5 separate regions of the Homo sapiens genome follow, and all the other regions are linked to region 5. Evidence: chromatin contacts called from ENCODE Hi-C or POLR2A ChIA-PET data. All regions are on one chromosome and are shown on one strand. Each heading gives the region's core, a stretch centred on a gene start or an enhancer-like site at or near the end of the contact. The rest is flanking DNA. Distances are from core to core; before and after follow the strand shown.

Region 1 (4,379 bases), core at 135-2,634, 2.2 Mb before region 5:
GAACTAAACAAGGGCTACACAAGGACATGAAGATGGAAATACTAGACAATGGGGACTCCAAAAGAGGGGAGGGTGGCAGGGTGGTGAGTCTTAAGAAACTCCCTATTGGGTACAATGTTCACTATTTGGGTGATCAGTTCACTAGAAGCCCAAAGCTCAGCATTATGTAATATACCCATGTAACAAACCTGCACATGTACCCCCGAATCTAAAATAGAATAAAATAAAAAAATTTAACAGTCATGACAATTAAATGTACTGCAGGATTCATGCCCCCCCCAAAAAAGCAAAACAAATAAATCCTATAAAGGACATTTTAGAAAATTTGAATATGGCTTGAATATTCTTGAGTATGATGATTGTGTTATGGTCATATAGAAGAATGCCTTATTCTCAGGAGATACTGGAGAAAATATTTATGAATGAAATGTCACAATGGCAAAGAACAAGAGAGGGAAAAACAAAGGCAAAATGTGGCACAATTTGGTAAATGTAGGTGAAGAGTATTGGGTGTTTATTCTTTCACCATTTCTATAAGTTTTTAATTTCTCAAAATAAAAAGTTGGGGGAAGAAAGAGCTATGGAACAAGCTCTTGCACACTTCATTTGAAAGTACAAATGGAGAACTGGCATCTCACTCTAAAATGTCATTTCAATTGTTTCTTGGTGTCTGGCTGAAACTTTGATTATTACATCTTCCAAGGTTTATATATTCCTAAAAGTGTAAACATATGTAACAACAACAACCTCAAAATATTTGTGCAGGACAATTACAATTTATAACATGTTTCCACTTATCTCATTTTGTCTTCACAACAATCTTGGAAATAGCTAGAATATTTTTATTCTTCCCATTTTACAAATGAAAAACTGAGAAGCTGAAGGTCTGAGCAACTCAGCCAAGTTTATATACCTAAGACTAACGCCCTCACCTTCTGATTGCAGACCTCATATTTTTTTAGGACACATATTAAATATTCAGGAGGGGGGTTAACAAAACCACTTACTCTCATTATTAATACTTCCTTTTGTACAGAAAGTAAGAGAGAGACTCGAGGGTATTTGTTTATCCCCGGCTGTCTGAGAATTTTCGATTACCCTGACACAGGTGGCTCTGCTCACTGCATTCAATCAGCATGCCAGTAAACCCTCAGAGTGTGTTGCTGCTAAGTCATGTTAGTCTCCAAGTCCTCTGCATGTCACTGCAGATCTGCTGCAGCAGATCGAGGAACTTACAGAAATGAATTCTCCTGAGATCCAGTCAACATCCCCTCAGAATATGGAGTTAAATTTTGTCACAACTCCAAATATCTCTCAGAGAAATGACAACTCACAGAAGGAAGTGCACATGAGTCATAAACCCACAGCCCCAGAATACTAAGCAGCTCTGTTTTTCACCTGACAGCTGGGGTGAGCAGAAGCACTCTCTGTTCTCCCTCTCTCTCTCTCTTTTTTCTTAACTAAAAACAACTTAAGGGAAAAAGAAGAAGAAGAAAAAAGCATCCTTTTGGAGCTTGGTGAAGTCCACAGACTTGTTGTGAGAAGGTACAATAGTCTCCCAAACATTTGGCCCACCTTGTTTTTCCTTTTTTAACTTACTGAATGATACAGATTGAATCTCTTCTGCCTTCGCTGTTGAGTAAAGATGTCATGAAAGAAAAAAAAGGTGGGGGAGGGAGGAGAGAAAATAGAGGAAGTAAACTGCATAGCATATAAGCATATCCTTCTTTAGAATCTTCCCTTCAAACCAGGACTTTATGGAATAAGGTTGGGAATCACTGATTTCCAAAGAAAGCGGAAAATACAACACCAGATGAGTACAATTGTTTTTCTGGAGTATAGTTTTCTTTAAAGCCAGCTCTTCACATATTTTCTGCAGCCTTGGCAATTGTTAACTTCTCAGTAGTTCTAGTAAAGGTAATTTCTCTAAAGCTCTTGTTCTTTCTATGGAACCCAGTTGGAAAAGATCATTTGTTAACCAGGGGCTCTGTTCTTATAGATGCATATCAGAATGATCCACAGTCAGAACTTTGTGGGCCTCTTGTTAATGCTGGAAATTTTTCAACAGGCCTGGAAGATTTGCCGGACCTGAGGCAACATGTCAACAACTGAGAGTGGTGAACTCTGTAATGTGCCTTTGCTGTATGACTTAAGATTATTCAGTTCTGCTCAAGAAAGAAAGTGAAACAAAGAAAGAGGATAAATGAAACTGGGTGGAGATGCAAGTAGCTTGTGAGACATAGGCAGAATTTATATGATGAGCATGGTAAAACTAAGTGGATTAGTAACCCCTGAGTCATAGTGGCCATCAACAAAGTAGAGAATGTGCATGCTGAACACAGATAGGAGGGAGGAATGGAAAGAGGTGATATTGACAACATATCCATATGCATACGACATCAAACATTTGAAATATACTAAATATAAATACATAAAATATGAGAACTTAAGTCTTCAGTCAGCCACCCATTGGTGACCCCCATTCTAGCCACAGAAATCCTCTGTGCAAGGAATGCAAATAGTCCTTAGCTGTTCATCAGGCCAAATGATGAGCTACAGGTCATGGCCAGGTGGGCTTGTCCCTGTGTCTTTCCAAGTATACTACTGACCCGGGCATCTTTTCCTTGCTGAGCCCCTTGCTGAAACCTCAGATTTGACCTATATAATCACACCACGGAGAAGGTCAATGTGGTAGATAGAGAGAACAGGTCACATGAGCACTGTGTGTCCCAAGATTTAAGTAGCTGGGTTCTTTCTCCTGCGTGAATTCTAGTGTAATTATTTTAACTGTCCCTATCTCTTCCCCTCTTTCTTCTCATAATGTGTTTTAATTGATTTGATAAACCATGTGACTCATGCATCTTAATTTGTTGTGTTAGCCTTCTTCTTTGAGACCTCTAGGATAACCTGGTAGTAGACCTGGAGACTACAATTGCATCAAGGTAATTTCCTGCATAAAAAAATTACAGCAGTACTATACAAACAGTAATAATAACAAAAATGGTAGCTCTAAATTTCGAGTAGTTACTAGGCAACATCCTAAGCATTTTGTGTATATTATCTCAAATAATCCTCACAATAACCCTATAGAGCAGATATTATTACCTACGTTCTACAGATAAGAAAACCAGGGACAAGAGAAGTTCAATAACTTGCCTAAGATCAATTGGCTCGTAACAGAAAGAGGATTTGAATTGAGGTCTGACTCTTAATGCCATACCTTTGCTATTTTGGAGGAGTCCAAGCTATTTTCCAAACCCCCTCCCCACTGCCCACCATTTCCTCCTATTAGGTCATCCTAACTAAAATCTACCCCCATAACTTCCTAGCCCCCTCCCATGATTAGTTTGTTTCTCCATTCTATTATCACCATCTAATGTAACTTTCTTACTAACTTTTTGTCTGTCTCCCCAACAAGAATGTGATTTTTCTAAGGATAGGATTTTTGTTTATTAACTTCTGCTTCTCCAAGTGCCCAAAACAGTGCTTAAATAGTAAGTATTCAGTGAATATCAACTGAATGAATGAGTTAATCCTATTATTGAGTTGTTTTTTTTTTCTAGAGACATCTTTGAAAATAAAGTCACAGGCACAAGATCACCTTTCAGGCTGAATAGATTAACCCTGGAAAATTTATGATTAAATCAGCTTAAAGGGCATAAAGAGTTTCAGAGCAAAATTTTAGGAGGAAAAAAAGGGCTATAAGAAAATTACACTGCCAACTCCATGGCTTGAATCTTACATGACTTCATCACAGATCCTGTGCAGCCCTGCAGCTTGGCTATCTCCATTAGATTTTCATCATATTATAATTTCAGGGCCTTGGACTTCTCCCATGATTACCTCTGAGAAGAGATCCAGAGAAAGGAGAGTTTTACATGCCTTACCTAGGGCATTCTAGAAATGGAGCTTACGTTTGTTTGCCCCAGCTGTGAGTGAGGTGCTGTAACCACATTGTTAACTCATTCAGATGGTGCTTTATGTTTCCTCTGTTTTCAGGTGAGGAAAGTGAGCCTCTGTGAGGATAGTAGCTTTTCCCAAGTGTACAGTCTGATAGGTAGCAAAGCCAGAATTTGAAGTTGTGTCTGTCTAATGCCCTAGTCCACTCTGCAGAAATATTGTTCCAATGAGGAGGTCCACTATGAACAGAAACATGAGATTTTCTAAACAGACGAACTTGAGATGGAAAGAACCTGAAGTGAACCCTACTGTCCCCCATTGTCATTTCTTAGGACGGATGAAATAAATTTGTCTTTTTATGACACAATTTTTTTGGTCTGTACAGGACAAAACATCAGCTAAATAGGCCTAAAGTATCAGGAAAATTTTTGGTGAATTTGCAGTTAAAATGGAAACAAAACTGCTTTTTAAAATTGAAA
Region 2 (4,430 bases), core at 86-2,585, 2.2 Mb before region 5:
ATCACTACCATGTAATAAAATAAAGAGCATTTTTAACATCAAAAAAGACATAAACCCAGATATTTTTAAATGAATACTTTTGATTTTCTGAAAAATTCACTAGATGGTCTTTTTTTCTTTTTCATTTTGTGGTGAATTAATGAAAACTTCTGGCATTAAGGAACACTTGCGGTAGATAATGGAAGGATTTATATTTCAGGAAAACTCACTCTGGTACCTGTATAGAGAATAGACTGGAAAAGATTGAAGACAAAAGCCCAATTAGGACTAGTAATAGGAAGCTGTGGAGGTAGATTACAATTTGGATACTGTGAGGAAGAAAGATATCTACCAAACGGTTAATAAGGAGGCTGGAGGTTGAGGAAATTGTGCCTAATGCACTAGAGTGTTCTCAGTAATCAAAAGTAGCATTTGCTGGGAGTGATGTGGTTGAATTTTTTTTTGAAGAAAAAATGATAATGTGTTGAGTTAAAAATGGAATCTAGCTGTTTTAATAGACATACTTAATCCTTCTGAGCTTCAGAGAGGGAGTCTTGCCTAGCCAACCTGTTCTTAGTATTATGTTTTATTTAGCATGGCTTTGGAAGCCACAAAACTCTATAGGTCTAGTTGAAATAAAATAAAATAGTAGTAACTTGTATCAGACATATATTAAATATTGCCTTCATCAATGAGATCATGAGTTTCTTAAAAGCAAGAGTCCCATTTTCTTCTTCCTACAGAGGTGGCCTATTGTTTAGTGAAAAGAGCCCACGCCTTGGAGACCCACACCGCAGGTCTACGACCCTCAGGCTCTTCAGCTGCAATGGCGGTAATGATGCGCACGTCATAAGATTCTTCAAGGTATTTAATGAAATAAAGGATGTGTAAAGGAGAAGGGATTTTACATGAGTTAGCTATACCTTTCTCTTCTTTCTTCTTCAACGTACTCAGTCCTGGGTACGCACAGAGGGCACTAATGGCGTGGGGCCAGAAGAGCTTTTAATTTTGGAATTCTGAAGAACTGAGAACTCGTGAGTCTGTCAGCAGCTCTGAAGTGGAATATCAATAAAGTTTTGTTAATTTTTTTTAAAGCACCGACTAAACTACAAATCCCTTCTCTCTCCTCCAGGTGGGTGGGTCACGTGGCTTGTCAGGAATCCGGAAGTCTGGCCCGCTCGCCCAATCACGCCCGGAAGCCTATCTAGTGGCGCCAAGCTGGCCAATCCTGGGGACGCTTGCTCTTCGCCAAACCGGGTCCCGCCTCCGCGCGCCGCGCTGACGGGTCGTTAGCGGATACGGCGGCCGCAGGGGCGGAGTCAAGGGCCTTTGCCCGCCTTGGCGGCCGGCTCTACGTTCCCTGTTCTCGCCTGCAGCTCCGCCATGGCTCCTAAAGGCAGCTCCAAACAGCAGTCTGAGGAGGACCTGCTCCTGCAGGATTTCAGCCGCAATCTCTCGGCCAAGTCCTCCGCGCTCTTCTTCGGAAACGCGTTCATCGTGTCTGCCATCCCCATCTGTGAGTGCTGGGAGCGAGGCGGGTTAGGCAGGCCGCCGGCTAGTCGGGCTGGGCGGGGACGTGGCAGGACCCGGCGAGCAGGGAAGGCGTGGGTGCCGGCCGGGGGTCGGCAATCTCTCCAGCTCCCCTGAGCTCGGGGAGGCACGGAGCCTCTTCTTTGGGCACAGTGTTGTCGCTTGGGATTGTCCTGTGCAGCACTCGGGGAGGTCACTTGTTAAAAGTACGCACGTTCCCGAGCTCCACCCCAGGAGAAGGTGGTTAACTAGTTCTGGGGTGGCGGCCCCGAATCTCTATTTAAACAGACAAACTCAAGCATACTGCCTCTGCCCTTTTCTATACAACTGTTGCTTGCCGTTACGAAATTTTAAACTTATTACTTATTTTGCATAAATTAGTTAGGTGAGAAACCCATGAAGTGACCCACTGAATTATAAGTGCATCTTTACGTGAGCTACTTCACACCATTGCATAATTTTCCTGGTTTTTGCAAAAAGAGAGAGGTTGAAGTGCCAGGGGTTAGGGATCTACCTTATTTATACTTTTTAATAATCCTACTGGACCAATTCTAGAATTCTCACTTGGTTGGGAAACTGCAGACTTGGACAAGGTCGTTTTTAGTAGAGCTCAAGTTTCCAGAACTCCTGTCTTTTGCTGCACTGTTGTTGGGCATTTAAAACTAAATGTATTTTTCTCTTTTGTCCTTATACAACCCAGCGTGCCATTAACGTGATGTGAAGCCATATGATGGCTCACTAATTGGACATAGCACTGCTTGGAGTTCTGATAACAGCCACGTCAGCAAGGAAACTATGGTTTGGGGCTGCACGTGGCATTTTGGAATGGCCTGTGTTTCGCATGCTAGTACCCTGATGAATGAAATTTGAAGTCTGACTTGTGATTACGTTGAGCCAGAGTTTGTTCTCATTTTAGAAGTTGAAATCTCATCTGGACTAGTAATAGGAAGGTGATGTTTTTCAAATGTTCTGAACTGGAAAGCTTGAGACTATACTGTTACTGGTTATCTCGCTTCTGAAGATCCTCAGATACTATTGGATTGCATAACTAATAACCTGGTATTTTACCAGGCTTAGCTATAATTAATTTCGCAGGCTTTTGTTGCGGGGTTGTAATGTTTTGCTTCTTTTTGTACCCTTCCCCCTTTTATTTTAATTCAGGGTTATACTGGCGAATATGGCATATGGATCTTATTCAGTCTGCTGTTTTGTATAGTGTGATGACCCTAGTAAGCACATATTTGGTAGCCTTTGCATACAAGAATGTGAAATTTGTTCTCAAGCACAAGTAAGTATGTTTTTCAAGTGAAAGTACGTACTACATGTTATATTTTTATATGTCTTCTTAAAGATCATTTGTGTGTGTTGGTTTTAATAAGCATTAATTTGAGATATATATATTAATAAACATTTTGGGGGAAAGGAACATTGATGCTAGGAAGAATTATTAACTAACTGAAGTAGAGACAATGATCATTCTGACACGGCTACAGAAGCAGATTTTGAGGGTGGAATTAGAACACTTAAACACAGGCCTTAATATGAGGTTCATCAGAGAAACAAACCCACCAAGTAAGTTAACATTTCAGAAGCTAAATGTAATTCCTTATGGAGAGAATTGTTCTGGGCTCTTCACGTACTATTTTTGGAAGTTAAAGAAATGATCTTTTTGTCATTATTATTTTTTGAGACAAGGTCTAGTTCTTGCCCAGTCTGCAGTGCAGTGGCATGATTATGGTTCACTGCAGCCTCAACCTTCCCAGGCTCAAGGGATCCTCCCACCTCAGCCTCCCAAGTAGCTGGGCCTACAGGTGCAGGCTACCATGCCCAGCTAATTTTTTTGTAGAGACAGGCCATGTTGACCAGGCTGGTCTTTTTATTTTATTGCTTTTTTTTTTTTTTAACTCTCTGTCATTTTCAATGCTAATTACGTTTGTTTTCATACAAGTGTATAAAATGTAAAGGATTAACATAGTCTAAGATCACACATACTGTAAAATACAGCTTTTAGAGAAGAAAACTCAAGCCTCACCACAATAAACTTATACCTTAATTATAAGCAATTAAATATTCTAGTTTCATAGAGGTTAAAATGCAGGATCACGTAGACTTAGGAAAGATGGTAACATTTATTATTTCTCAGCGTCATGGTCCTCATTGTCTCATTGGAAGTGGTATAAATTGTTTAATTGACGCCCTTTGATGTTGCTTTCATGTACACTGTGATACTTGGGTAGGGATAGCAGGATTATTTCCCTCCTTCCTTGATGGGGTCATCTAGGTGCTGTATTGCTTTGAAAGTAATTTCTTAAAAGGCAATTGGAATTTCACTGAGACTTAGTACGAACATACTTTGTATGTGCATTATCTTTTCATCCATAGTTCTCACTCTAGTTTGGATGCTGTTTTTACTTGTATTGCTGTAACAACCTCCATCTGGTCTTTTAAAACAAGTTTAGGGCCCGCCCTGCCATGCACTGTATGAAGCACATTGCCCTATGTAATCCTTATAGCATCCATATGAGGTGCAGGTATTTTCCTTGTTTTATCCAATGAAGAGTATGTATTTCTCCTTATGTGACATCATTTTTATCATGTCATTCTCATAACAACTCATCATGGCTTTTTTTTTTTTTTTTGAGACAGACTCTCACTCTGTTGCCCAAGTTAGAGCGCAGTGGCCCAATCTTGGCTTACTGCAACCTCTGCCTCCTGGGCTCAAGTGATCCTCCCACATCAGCCTCCCAAATAGCTGGGACTACAGGCACGCACTACTACCACGCCTGGCTAATTTTTGTATATTTTGTAGAGATGGAGTTTTGCCATGTTGCCCAGGCTGGTCTTGAACTTCTGGGCTCAAGTGATCCGTCTGCCTCGGTCTCCCAAAGTTCTAGGATTATAGGCGTGAGCTGCCGTGTCCA
Region 3 (3,911 bases), core at 1,044-3,543, 2.4 Mb before region 5:
TTGCCTTCAGAAAAGTTACATACATACATTTTTAAAGAGCAAATGAAGGCATACTATAGAAAAATAAAAAAAAAATATAAAACACACACCAAATTTCAGATTCCTAATCAACTACTGAAAGAGACGAAAAAGTCCTTTCTTCCAAGAATCAGACCCCTTGAAAAAAACTGAAATTTGAAAACATTTACTGAGATTGTGCCAGGTGAGAAAGGAATGGTGATGAGCAATTAATCCTCTTCTCTCTTGTCCAATAAACTGAAAGAGATCTGTGACGCAAGGTCCCATGACTTAATCAAATATGCATCCTAGGTGCCCAATAAAGTGCCTAGCTACCACAATGCACACAGCTGGTGTTCCATATATATTTTGTTGGCTGAATTAGTTAAGAAAAGCACATATTAAATGCTTAGTTCTTTGTTGTTTGTGGGTCAACAACAAAAGGTAAAACTGAGTGTCCCCAAAAGTGAATATTAAAAATTTAATTGGAGAGTCATAAATCTATGTGTAAGAAGTCCATCAAATTCAGAAAAGTAAAATACAAAGCAGTTTATAACGAAGTATTAAATTTACATGATAAGTACAAAAGGAAAAGGCAGAAAAAGGAGAGTTCACTGTAAGCTGGCATTGTTAGGGAAAGCTTCACGAAGAAGGAGGGATCTGACATGAGACATAAATCAACTGGAAAGGAGCCAAGCCAGGCGTTATTATTCATCATTTGGTGTTATTGCCTCAAGGCACAATTGGCACAGATTGTGGTATTCCCTCTCCACCATACCAAACCGGCCTGTGCTTTCCCCACGCGCACACTCTCTAACCACTCCTATCAAACCCAATCAAGGTAAAATAGACACTAAATCGATTTTATTTATATGTGTGTCTGCGCGTACACACGCAAGCGCGCGCGCGCAACTTTTCCTATTATTGCCCTTTCATCAAACTCGGAAACAAAACTGGGAGGAAGAAGCAGAGAACTGGAGAAGTGGCTGGAGGGGGAAAGCCACTAGAACCTAGCTCCTCAATTAGTTTTCATAACAGAAAAATAAAGATGAGAAGAACACATCCTCCGGTCTCCAGCGGCAGGCGACACACCGCGACACCCCTCACCTCGTGACGCTGGGGTTCTGCGGCACTCCCGGCCAAAAGCACTTTCCGAAAAAACTGCCGCTCCAAAGCCTGCCCGCCCGCCGCCGCGCGACACCCCGGCGCCGAGCCCGGGTCCGAGTGACGCCTCCTGTTGGCCGCGGCGGTTTGCTCAGCTCCTGGTCCCGGGCCGCGCCAACTCCGCGCAGTGCAGCTGAGGCGCCGCCCGGCTCTGCAATTCCGGGTGTTCCCGGGCGTCCCCGCCCCCGCCTTCCCCTCAGCAGGCGCCTGGGCGCCCCCCAACTCCTGTCCAGCCTCCTTCGGACCAACGACCCGCCCCGGCCTCCCTGCATCCCAGAGACTACTCGCGGCGCCTTCTCTCTCTAATTCTTCTTTACCCCCTCAGCTCACCTCCCGAGGAGCGTCCAACGGGTCTTGGGGGCTCGCAGAACTGAGCCGCGAAGCGCGGGGGAAAGGCGGCGAGCGCTTCCCGCGGCGGCGGGGAGGAAGACGAAGACTTGTGCGCTCTCAAAGTTAATGTGAAAACATCTTCCAAACTTCTGGGCTGCAGCCCGAAACGCGGGGTAGCCGGAAGGCTCCCGTAGCTGCCGTGCCCTCCCCCCCGGGGTCTGGGAAGGGCTCCTAGGCGCCTCAGAGCACCCGGGGTCGGCCCGCGGGGGAGGCCGCATAGACGCGCCCCCACCCTGACGAACGGGGAAGGGGCAGGCGCCTGCGACCCCAACTAAATCCTTCGGCGCCTCGGTCTGATGTATACACCTGCCACAGGCTCTAAGTGCCTAAGAAGTGTAAACCAATTCCATCTTCATGCTGACGGGACCCGAGTGAATTCGGTACAAAGGGCAGTCTCAAAATCAATCACCCCGATCCGCGAGAGCCCCGCACACTGCCGGCGCGGGGCCGGGGCCGGGGCCGGAGCCGCGAGGCCGGCGCTCGCACTCCCCGCTAGGGTTCTTCAGCCCCTCAGTGCCCTCCCGGAGCCCTTTACCTGAACGGGAGCCTGAGAGAACGGACGACAGGAGCCGAGTGGAAAGCAGTGCCCGCGCCGGAGATCAGCGCCGAGGGCGGGAGCCGACGTCTAGGGACCACAGAGCCGCGACGCGGCGAGCCGCGCACGGGCCATTCCGCCGCCGCGAACGCAGAAAGCCTCGACCGCGCTCCGAGTCCAGCCAGCTCGCCTGTCACCTCGATCTCTGCTTTAAGTGGCTTCCGGTCGCCTCCTCCCGACGGCCCGTCGCGGAGGCGGAGCCTGGGCGGCCGGAGTTCGGTGGGGTGGGGTGAGGAGGCCGGGCGCTCAGTGGGTGTCGGGAAGAAGACCCGCCCCCTGCGCGCGCGTGCGCGTTCGTTCGAGGGGAGGCGCGCGAGTTCTGTGCGGTGGACTTATGCTCCCGCGAGGGGGCGTGTCCTTTCTCGCGTCCGCAGTGTCCCTGAGGGTCCGCGTCTACACGCGGCTGTGAGGAAGGAAGGCGCGTGCCGCGTGGGACGGGCTCCACCTGCCTGCGGACAGATGGAGGGTCACTTTGTTCCGAGAAGACCCAGACACCCGAGGGAGGATGTGAAACGGAACGACCCGTTTCGGTGCGGTTGGCTTTGTTTATTTGCCTACTCCCCAGACGCCTCCAGCCTCTGATTCCGGCACACCCTGTGAGGAAGCAAACGGCTGCCTCCCCCACTGCCACCAGACGAGGTCGCCTGCCCCGAGCCGGACAGGCTGGACAGGCTGCGCACCTGCGGCGGCCGACTATTTCGTGGGCCTTGTACGCCACCTTGCAGAAGGGAAGCTGTGAGGTTTTGGCGATAGAAGCGCATTTACTTGTGTTTTAAAGCCCACAAACGCCGTAGTGACTAACTTATTCATTCAGCAAATGTCTGTCAGAGCGTCTATTACGTACCAGGCATGTAGCCTGAACTTCACGCCTGTCCTCATGGAGCTTGCAGAGCACCTCTGAAATACACACCACATACGGAATGGCCATATTTTCTGGGTTGTAAAATACTTTGAATTGTAACTCCATATATTGAATAGATTTTCAGTAGTGAGGGAAGAAACAATACATTTAGTTCATATAATCCATATGTACGAAAAAGAAGTGCTGGTAATTCCAGACATGGAAGTCAGTAAAACTAGGAGCTAAGAGGTAATAATCATAGACATTATGATTCTAAGCCTTTGTTAAACGGTTCTAAACCAGACTGGGTAAGCGCACCAGCAATGAATAGATTAAGGGTGTTATCTCCTTAGCAGCTTATTTCAAATTGCATCAAGGCAGGGCCATTAAACTAAGGTGAGAATGATATGGGCGGAATTCAGAGGACAATAGGTAAAAGATGAAAATCTTTACATTTAAAATCTTATTGAGACAAGATCTTGGTCAGTGTCTACTCATACATAGAATTGCCTAGAAGCTAATATTTGAGTTTACCATATTACTGTTGGCTTTCTATTTTTCTCATTTGTTCTGTTTCTTTTCTGTCCTTTTGTGCCTTCTTGTAGATTATTAATTCCACTCCCTTGTAACAATTAGGTTGTTATACATTCTTTATGCTTTTAGTAGTATTTCAGTTATTTATTGCTGTGTTCAAACCACCCCCAAAATATAATGACTTAAAACAATGGCTCTTTTATTTACTCATGATTCTGAATTCTCTGGCACAGGAATTCAGTCAGGGCATAGTACAGGTGGCTCATTTCTGCTCCATGATGTCTGGGGCTTCAATTAGCGTGGGCATACTGGGGCCTGGCTGGAATGGCTTAACTAGGGTCATAAGTCTTGGGACTTAAGGATGGAGATGGAGTTTCATGACAAAAATGA
Region 4 (3,822 bases), core at 478-2,977, 2.5 Mb before region 5:
TAATATTCTAAACAGCATTCTAAATGTATATTTTATTATTTCTATAAATACATATCTCTTCTCATAGAATCAGAAGAGGTAAACAATCAAGTTTCAGGAAAGCAGGAGCCAGTATTGCTTTGAGAACCTCAGATATGCAATGTGGAATTTGCAAAAGCCATAAAAAGGCTCAGCCCTTAGAATCTACCACTTAATGAAAGTTGGTTCCATTTTCTTTTATTGTTGGCAGTCTCTGCACATGGCAGAGCAGTGGTGGCTGACGGTCCAATTTTGTCACCAAAAGGAACTGGGGAGAAGGCATCTATGCCCACCCTCCTGTTAGAAAATTGCCAGGAAATGACTTTCTTTGGCACAACTTGGATGATATGCAATCTCTTTAACCAAATTACTAAGGCCAGGAGGAGTCAAGTGCTGTTTGTCATTGGCTTACCTTGAGTCAGGTATATGCCTCTCGACCAAGTGTGGGGACCAAGTAGGCAAGGCCACACACAATGACACCTCCCTTTCTAACTACATTCTAGAAGAGTAAAGGCAGAAGCACAATCCAGGCAGGAAGGGTAGGCAGTTCTGTCCCAGAAGAAATTAAGCGTGCTGGGCAGACCAGGAAAAAAAAAAAAAATCCCACGTGAGAATCAGTCAGCTGGTAGAACATTTTAAAATTAAACAGTGAATCTTGCTGCCTTTTCCCACATATGGTAAGCTGAGATGAGAATATGTATTTTTGAGAAAGCTTCCTAGGAGTTTATTGTGTCTATTCTAACCCTAGAGAATCCCCCCTTTCCTATAATGTTACATGTATCACAAAAACAAATGTGTGTGTAACTAGGCACTATAGGCCTAAGAGTCATAATAGGGAAATAAGAGAGCATAGATTCACCAAATCAAAGTTTAAGTACATAGAAAATAAACTAATGTGGAATTTCCCAAGCTTTCAGTTGACTGGGGTGCTCTTGTGTTAAAAACTATCGTGGTAACATTTTTTGTTTTGTCCTCTAAACTTGATTTATCTGCAAATCTACAAACATTTTAATTATGTAAATAGATATCTGTGCGGGCAAAACACTTTTTGCTCACATGATCTTGAGAAGGAACTTAGATTCTGGTGTCTTAAAACGTGGCACCTTTTTTATGTCCTTGGGGCTTTTGAGTCACCATATAAATGAGGTCTCTCATGTTCGTATGCCAGGGAGATCAACCACCTCTGATTTTAAAATAAAACACTGCAAAGAAAGCTTCCGGGAGGAATGAGAGCATGCCCCAAATCACGACTCTGTAATTAGTCTTTGTGCAGAGCGGACAGAAATTTCGTCCCAAAGCCACCGTCCTTGCTCTGGTTCCTTTCTCTGTAAGCATGTCACACGAACCACACTCCTGCGCCATGCATCGCAATTTAAAGCTTTCCTTGTAAAGTTTCCCCAGCTTGATTGCTTATGGAAAGAGCAGCTCCGGTTCCCAATTCGTTTAATACATCCTGTCCGAGCGCGTTTTATTACCGAATGTTACCCACGTTGTGATAACAAGGGGACGCTGTGTCCTCCCCCGGTGAACTCACTCCCTGTCCCAGAAATATAGCGTGACTGCCCTCCCCGGCGGTGTTTTGAAAGTAGAAGCCGGGCGCCGCCCTCCAGCACCTGCACCTCCCGCCCGGCGACGGCCGCCTGAAGCACGAAGTGCGTGCGACCGCAGCCCGGCAGGTCACGCAACCCCAGGCCGCCGCGCCGCCTGCGTGCCTGCAGCCCGCCGGCCCCGCCCCCGCTGCCTGCTTCCGCCGCTTTAGTGCACGCTCGGGCTTCCTGGTGCGCCCGGAGCCTGCCTCGCGTGCCGACCCCGCCGCGTAATCCGGCGAGGCATCCCAGATTCCGCCCGGCTCCAGACGCCCTCCACCGACTTTAGTTCGAGCAGGTGACGCCCTCATTTTAACGCCGAAAAGTGTCAGTTCCCGATATACAACAAACACCTCAGGCTGCGAAACGTGGGATAAGGGGACAGCGGGCTGAGAGTCGACCTCGCCCCTGGGCCCCTCTCGGCCTCCTTGGCGCCTGCTCCCTGCCCGCTCCGTCGGGCGGCCCTGTGCGGGCGGAGAGAGCAGCAAGGCGGCCTCCCGCACTGCCTGGATTTCGAGGGCGGGGGCGGGCGCGGGGGCAGCCCGGCCAGGGCTAGGAGACCCGGGAAGGGGTCGCCAGCGAGTGGCCTTCGCGGAGCTGCCTCACCCCGCCTGCCTGGAGCCGGGAGCCCGGCGTGCACTGACGCCTGGGGCACGCTGGGGGCGACTTTCGTGGCCGGGCGGCTGACCCCGGCGACCCGGCGCAGTGTCCAGAAGTGCGCTGGGGGGTAATGAAGGGCAGCGCTCGCTGAGGCTGAAAGGAGCGAGGGCCGGCGCTGTGTAGGTTAGATTCTTTGTTGACGTCTGGGAGCCGTCTTTTGAAGAATGAGAACGGGGCCGTTATTGCAAGTAGGATGGGCTTCATCGTGGGCCTCGAAGGATCAGGGGTGGGCGCGCCGGCTGCCAGGGCCCCTCTCACGCCACGCCGCGTGCAGGCGAGGGGAAGCGCGTGTCGTGACGACCTGCGATGAGATCAGTTTGAGTAACCACAGCCGTCGGGGCTGAGAAATGCAGCCAGTCACGCAGCGCAGCGCAGCTCAGCGCTGGCTCTGGCCGGGTGGCCGCAGCCGCTCCGCGCTTCGCAGAGGGAGGTGGGGGTGGATCAGCCCCTTCCAGGTGGTCGCCGGTGGGGGCGTCAGAACTATTCTAAGAGGGTGGGGAGCCAGAGAAGAAAACCATACAAAATGCAACTTGCATGATTAGGAGGCTGAATTCTATGAGCAAATGGGTTTTCAAGAAGCACACTGAAAATAACCTCTGTAAATGGTTGTCTCTTACACTTTGCCCAGTAGATAACTGTTTAAAAACTACTCTAACACGGAATTCAAAGGTCATTCAAATGTGCCTTCAATTTGTTTATATTACTTAGTTTAACAGGCAGTACACACGGCTCACATATGCGTGCATGAAATTTAATTTATACAGTCAAGTCTGGAAGCATGGTTTGGCAAGAGGAATAATTGTGAATTCAGTTAAAGTCAGGGTACAAACAGCCAGATTACTTAAAAGGACAGATGAACTGAAAAAAAAATCAGTCCATGAGGAAGCTGTTACATTCATCTTTTCATGGTCTTGAACATCTTATACCAACTCAACAATAATACCCAGCGGAAACTTCTAATTAGACACAGAAAACGCAAGTATTAGCTGTGTGGGCAAGCATCAAAAAGCCTCATGTTAGAGACAGACACATGAATAACATCTATAACGTAACAGCGTATATCTTTTTTTTTTTTTTTTGAGACGGAGTCTTGCTCTGTCACCCAGCCTGGAGTGCAGTGGTGCGATCTCGGCTCACTGCAAGCTCCGCCTCCAGGGTTCATGCCATTCTCCTGCCTCAGTCTCCCCAGCAGCTGGAACTACAGGCGCACGCCGCCACGCCCGGCTTTTTTTTTTTTTTTTTTTTGTATTTTTACTAGAGACGGGGTTTCTCGATGGCCAGGATGGTCTCGATCTCCTGACCTCGTGATCCGCCCGCCTCCGCCTCCCAAAGTGCTGGGATTACAGGCGTGAGCCACTGCGCCTGGCCGTAAGAGCATATATCTTTAAAATTCTGTATTTCAGTCATTTCCTTAGTATACATTTGGCTCACTGATAGGTATGTTAGTTACTATAAAACAATTAGGATTAATCACCAGGTACAGAAAAATCTCTGTTGTGAATTTAAAATTTTTATCAGATTTTTTTTTTCTCTTGAGACAAGTCTGTTTGGTTGATCA
Region 5 (4,130 bases), core at 415-2,914:
TGCCTCCCCTACATCACATTAACTAGTTTCCCTGTATCCACTCTTGTCTCCGCTATTTATTTCCAATTGAAGCAGTCAAAATAACCACTGCTCTGCATAAACATATCACTGTTCTTTAAGTGGCACATAAGTTTTCCATAATCAGACCCCTATCTACCTCTTTGGCCTTCCCCATCAGGCTTTAAGATTCAGGGTAGTTGTTTTAAGTTCTCCGATGTCTCACATCATTATCTGTCTTTACACATTGTTCCTTTCACCTGCCATACTTTTCTTCTGCCCATTAGTCTGGCAAAAGTCTACTTATCTCAAAAGTTGTTGCATAACTCACCTAACTCCAAAATTAAATTCTTTTGCTGTAGTATCTCTTGGCTCTTAGGGAGGAAATACTTTTTGTCTACTTTCTTAGATTCAGTGTTTGCAGGCCCCAGACTTAAAGTGACAAAACAGATTAGCAAAAGAAAAGACAGACTTAACCACATACATAATAGAGTTCACAGAAAAAGGTGATTCAGGGAGGTAGAGTTCTGACTTATCTACCATCTTATAAAGGGAAGGAAAGGGGAAAACAGCACGTATGGAAAAAACAAATGACTTTTAGTAAAAATAAATGACACCTTAAAACAGATGCCAGATATGATAGCTTTGTGACAATGTCTATTCAAGTGTGTTGCCAGCTTCTAACCTCCAGTGATAAGAGTCAGTCTTCCTGGGTTTCCCTCCCAGGGAGGAGCTTGATTTGAATTCCTCCGTGTGGTTCTGCATTTAGACAGGTAGATTTCAGAAACTCAAATGTCTTTGCTCAAAATAATTTTTAGGCCACAATGGTGTATTGTAGACCCCTTCCTGGCATACAGCATTTCCCTTTCTTAATTCACTGCACAAAGATAGCCTTTGTCTTTCCCTTAAGACTGTAGGCAAATAAAAGCTCATGCCATACTTGCTTTGTTCAGTGAGTATTCCCAGCACCTTTACATCAGTTAACTGTAACATGAGCTGGATATCTCCTGGTGTACATCCAAGCCTGTGTGGCCCAATTACTTGATTATTCAAGAACAGCTTGTACAAAACACTCAGTGTGCTGGTTAATAAACAGTATGTGGCTTCATATGAACACATGAATCTTCAAAGTAGTTTATTTACATTGCCTAAGAGCTCTGCACCGAATTTGGGTAGACACGCTCATCTTAACACTATTGGATAAACGTACTAAATAGTGACAACACTTTCAAGGAGGTAAGGGGATTTTAAATTACATATTTGAATAGTTGTCAGGCTGTTTTCAAGACTAGAAGAACTCATTTTTTAGAGACTTTTCTTTAGAAGACGGCGAATTGATCCAAGGGTTCTTTTGTTTCAATCAACGTTTACTACCCTAGGACCTAAGTGCAAAAAAACTGCGGATTTACCAGGAATAAGAAAGTAAAAACCAAAAGCTATTGGCTCACTTGCTGGGCCTAGGGAAAGAAAATCTACGAGCCTTTGGCTGGCTGTTGCTCCAGAGGTACAAAGATAAACAACTCGGGGGCTCAGACAGAACCTGATCCCTGCCACCCTCCAGACCACCGGGGTCGTCCTCCCGTGACGTCACCAGAAACCACTGCTTGTGACGCTAAATGGCCCGCCCTCTTGTGCGGTGCTACGGAAGCAAAACGGAAGTGGGCGCACAGTGGCTTCCGGGCCCGGACGCCATTTCCAGCGGTTGCTGGTTCTGACGGGTTGTAGTCTGCCAGGACAATGAGTTATGACTACCATCAGAACTGGGGCCGTGATGGGGGTCCCCGCAGCTCCGGTGGGGGCTATGGAGGGGGGCCAGCAGGGGGTCATGGAGGTAACCGAGGCTCCGGAGGAGGCGGCGGCGGCGGAGGGGGTGGTCGAGGCGGCAGGGGCCGGCATCCCGGGCACCTGAAAGGCCGCGAAATCGGCATGTGGTACGCGAAAAAACAGGGGCAGAAGAACAAGGAAGCGGAGAGGCAAGAGGTAATCTCGGATTCAGTAGTGGAGAGGATGAGGCAGCACAGGTTTTCTTCTCTCTCCCGCTGCCCCCTTTTTCTTGGTTTTGTTTCTTAAGTGATGCACGTGTTTTGTGAAATGTAAATGAGGCGCAAATATATTATGCTGGCGCTCCCCGTAGCGGGTGTACTGCGTAACATTAGCCATGCTCATCTGACCAAAAACAGGCAGGATTTATGCAGGCTGAATATATACTTTGCTTAAAGGACTTGAGAACTGTGACAAAGCAAATGTTAAGTTCACGTTCCAACCGAAATTAACTTTATTAGGAGTGTCGTTGTCGTATCTCTGGCCGTCCTTTCCCTTAGAATAATAATTGTCACTTTAAGGTCTTTGCCTGGTGAAGAAGCACATAGCGACCTTTCTACATTTGAGATAGGTTTGCGCGGAACAAAAGCAGGCAGACACTGTTTTGGATGTGGATCATTCAGAAAAATAGTCCAGCTTTTATTATTAGTGTTAAAATTATCTGCAAACCTAGGTTTTTGTTTTTTATGTTGGGGTGGAGAAATTTCTATTGATGAGCAGATTCTCTTTGAAAAGGAAAATGAAAGGAATCTCCAGAGATGATTTGGCTTACTCTCCTCTCTTCAGGTGATTGTCAGGTTGATTTGTGTCTTAAAGATCTGTAGTAAGGGAAACAAAGTTCTCCGAGTGACTAGTAAATAAAATTCTAATAAAAAATAATTTTTATCATTAAGCAGGAACTTTCTTAGTATAGGCCTTTGGTGACTTTTTAAAAGCACCTTATAAAATGTATTATAGAGTGTAATTAGATCATCATTTAGGCAACTTTTTTTTTTTTTAAGACAGGGTCTCACTCTGTCGCCCAGGCTGGAGTGCAGTGGCACGATCTTAGCTCACTGCAACCTCCGCCTCCCAAGTTCAAGCGATTCTCCTGCTTCAGCCTCCCGAGTAGCTGGGATTACAGGCGTCCGCCACCACCTCCGGCTAATTTTTGTATTTTTAGTAGAGACGGGGTTTCACCATGTTGGCCAGGTTGGTCTCGAACTCCTGACCTCAGGTGATCCACCCAACTCGGCCTCCCAAAGTGCTGGGATTACAGGCGTGAGCCACCACGCCAGGCCTAGACTACTATTTTTAAACCGTTCCATTTCTTTTTATTTCTTTTAACCATGTCATGTTCATTCAGGTGTTTTGGGGGCCTTATCCATTTATCTTCATAATTTAAACTTTTCTTTAAAAAACAAATCCATTTCTTTTACAGCCCCAAATTAACTTTTTCGTTGGGCATACTGGCTTGAAAATCAGGATACGGACGTCTAAGTAACTTTACAACTTTTATTTATTAAGGCTCTGTTTGAAACAAGGTTTTATGCATATTGCTCCAGGGACTTGAAGAAATGTGGTATTCAAAGAGCTTACAGTCTAGCTGAGAAAATAATACCTAAACAGATGAAAAGTTAAATAAGTCAGGAAAAAATGTTCATTATTGTTTCCACATGAAGGGTATAGCCAGTTGTGCAGTGGATGTTATGAATGGAACTTTTCATTTCTACTTGCGTTCCCATCCTCCTTTTAGTGGTGACACGACCATTTATTCACTTGGCAAGGCCAAATGAGATTTATCTTTGCTTCTTCCCCTTCATTTCAGCAAATCTCTGCCTTGTTAATATATCCCAATCTAACCACTTACCTCCAGAATAGTTACCATAGATCAAGCCACTGTTTGTTTTCTGTTCTTGCCTTCTAACTAGTCATCTAGCTTCCATTCTTGCTCTGCATTGTCTGTGCTTTACAGAGCCGCCTATGGTGATCTTTTAAAAGGAAAAATTAGATCATTTTATTACCTAATTCACAACTTCAGATTGGAAGTCATGTCACTTCTGTCTCAGTCTGATATATTTCAGTTGCATCTTGACATGTTCTCTGGAAATCTTGGTAATACGGCTTCAACGTAACAGGTTTACCGCTGTGCACATTTCTCTGAGCCCATGTCTCCAGTCTGATATAATTATAGTTTTTTTAGGCATACTTTATTTTTACTTTTCATTACAGTGTCATACTGTTCTCCTGTCCAAAATGTACCTTTCTTTCTTGTTTAAATAGGAGTATTTTTCAATGGGCTCGTCCCAGCTCTTCTTTGACCACCTTTAGCT

Evidence for each region. Hi-C counts contacts between places; a loop is a spot of excess contacts on that map. ChIA-PET counts read pairs that join two places held with the same protein, here RNA polymerase II (POLR2A). Pooled maps may share reads with other maps.
Region 1: a loop to region 5 is called in a pooled map, with 15 times the contacts of the local background. The contact joins the enhancer-like site here to the promoter of DHX36 in region 5. A Hi-C loop is called at or near these places in 2 of 37 single-sample maps with no recorded cell type and 7 of 50 pooled maps.
Region 2: a map of CD8-positive, alpha-beta T cell shows a loop between it and region 5 (8-fold over the local background). The contact joins the promoter of SSR3 here to the promoter of DHX36 in region 5. A Hi-C loop is called at or near these places in 2 of 168 maps with a recorded cell type or tissue (CD8-positive, alpha-beta T cell and naive thymus-derived CD4-positive, alpha-beta T cell) and 11 of 50 pooled maps. POLR2A ChIA-PET finds 5 or more read pairs at or near these places in 1 of 52 experiments (CD4-positive, alpha-beta T cell).
Region 3: a loop to region 5 is called in a map of CD8-positive, alpha-beta T cell, with 13 times the contacts of the local background. The contact joins the promoter of TIPARP here to the promoter of DHX36 in region 5. A Hi-C loop is called at or near these places in 5 of 168 maps with a recorded cell type or tissue (B cell, CD8-positive, alpha-beta T cell, naive thymus-derived CD4-positive, alpha-beta T cell and 1 more) and 14 of 50 pooled maps. POLR2A ChIA-PET finds 5 or more read pairs at or near these places in 1 of 52 experiments (naive thymus-derived CD8-positive, alpha-beta T cell).
Region 4: a loop to region 5 is called in a pooled map, with 7 times the contacts of the local background. The contact joins the promoter of LINC00886 here to the promoter of DHX36 in region 5. A Hi-C loop is called at or near these places in 2 of 168 maps with a recorded cell type or tissue (CD8-positive, alpha-beta T cell and naive thymus-derived CD4-positive, alpha-beta T cell), 1 of 37 single-sample maps with no recorded cell type and 12 of 50 pooled maps.

Annotation. Positions count from the first base shown.
Region 1 is chr3:156,481,441-156,485,819 of GRCh38, reverse strand. All of the region lies in intron 8 of KCNAB1 (potassium voltage-gated channel subfamily A regulatory beta subunit 1), which reads right to left. Among named protein-coding and RNA genes, the nearest start is that of KCNAB1-AS1, 37 kb to the right of the region's middle. RefSeq lists enhancers at 1,946-2,035, 2,066-2,325, 1,559-2,758. Within about 2 kb of position 1,384, at least 16 of the 41 ENCODE cell types and tissues checked have a DNase peak (open chromatin) inside an H3K27ac peak, as active enhancers do.
Region 2 is chr3:156,552,022-156,556,451 of GRCh38, reverse strand. It overlaps SSR3 (signal sequence receptor subunit 3), which reads left to right and starts at 1,335. Exons shown (of 5, transcript NM_007107.5): 1 at 1,335-1,495; 2 at 2,671-2,797. The coding sequence starts at 1,363. RefSeq lists an enhancer at 1,397-1,476.
Region 3 is chr3:156,672,972-156,676,882 of GRCh38, reverse strand. TIPARP (TCDD inducible poly(ADP-ribose) polymerase) reads right to left here and starts at 2,293. Exons shown (of 6, transcript NM_015508.5): 1 at 2,087-2,293. It overlaps TIPARP-AS1 (TIPARP antisense RNA 1), which reads left to right and starts at 1,170. Exons shown (of 1, transcript NR_027954.1): 1 at 1,170-3,712. RefSeq lists silencers at 1,208-1,567, 1,938-2,007, 2,038-2,087 and an enhancer at 2,498-2,797.
Region 4 is chr3:156,814,967-156,818,788 of GRCh38, reverse strand. It overlaps LINC00886 (long intergenic non-protein coding RNA 886), which reads left to right and starts at 1,727. Exons shown (of 3, transcript NR_038387.1): 1 at 1,727-1,902. RefSeq lists an enhancer at 630-1,829 and silencers at 1,714-1,923, 1,944-2,273.
Region 5 is chr3:154,322,021-154,326,150 of GRCh38, reverse strand. It overlaps DHX36 (DEAH-box helicase 36), which reads left to right and starts at 1,664. Exons shown (of 25, transcript NM_020865.3): 1 at 1,664-1,977. The coding sequence starts at 1,735. RefSeq lists an enhancer at 1,477-1,771.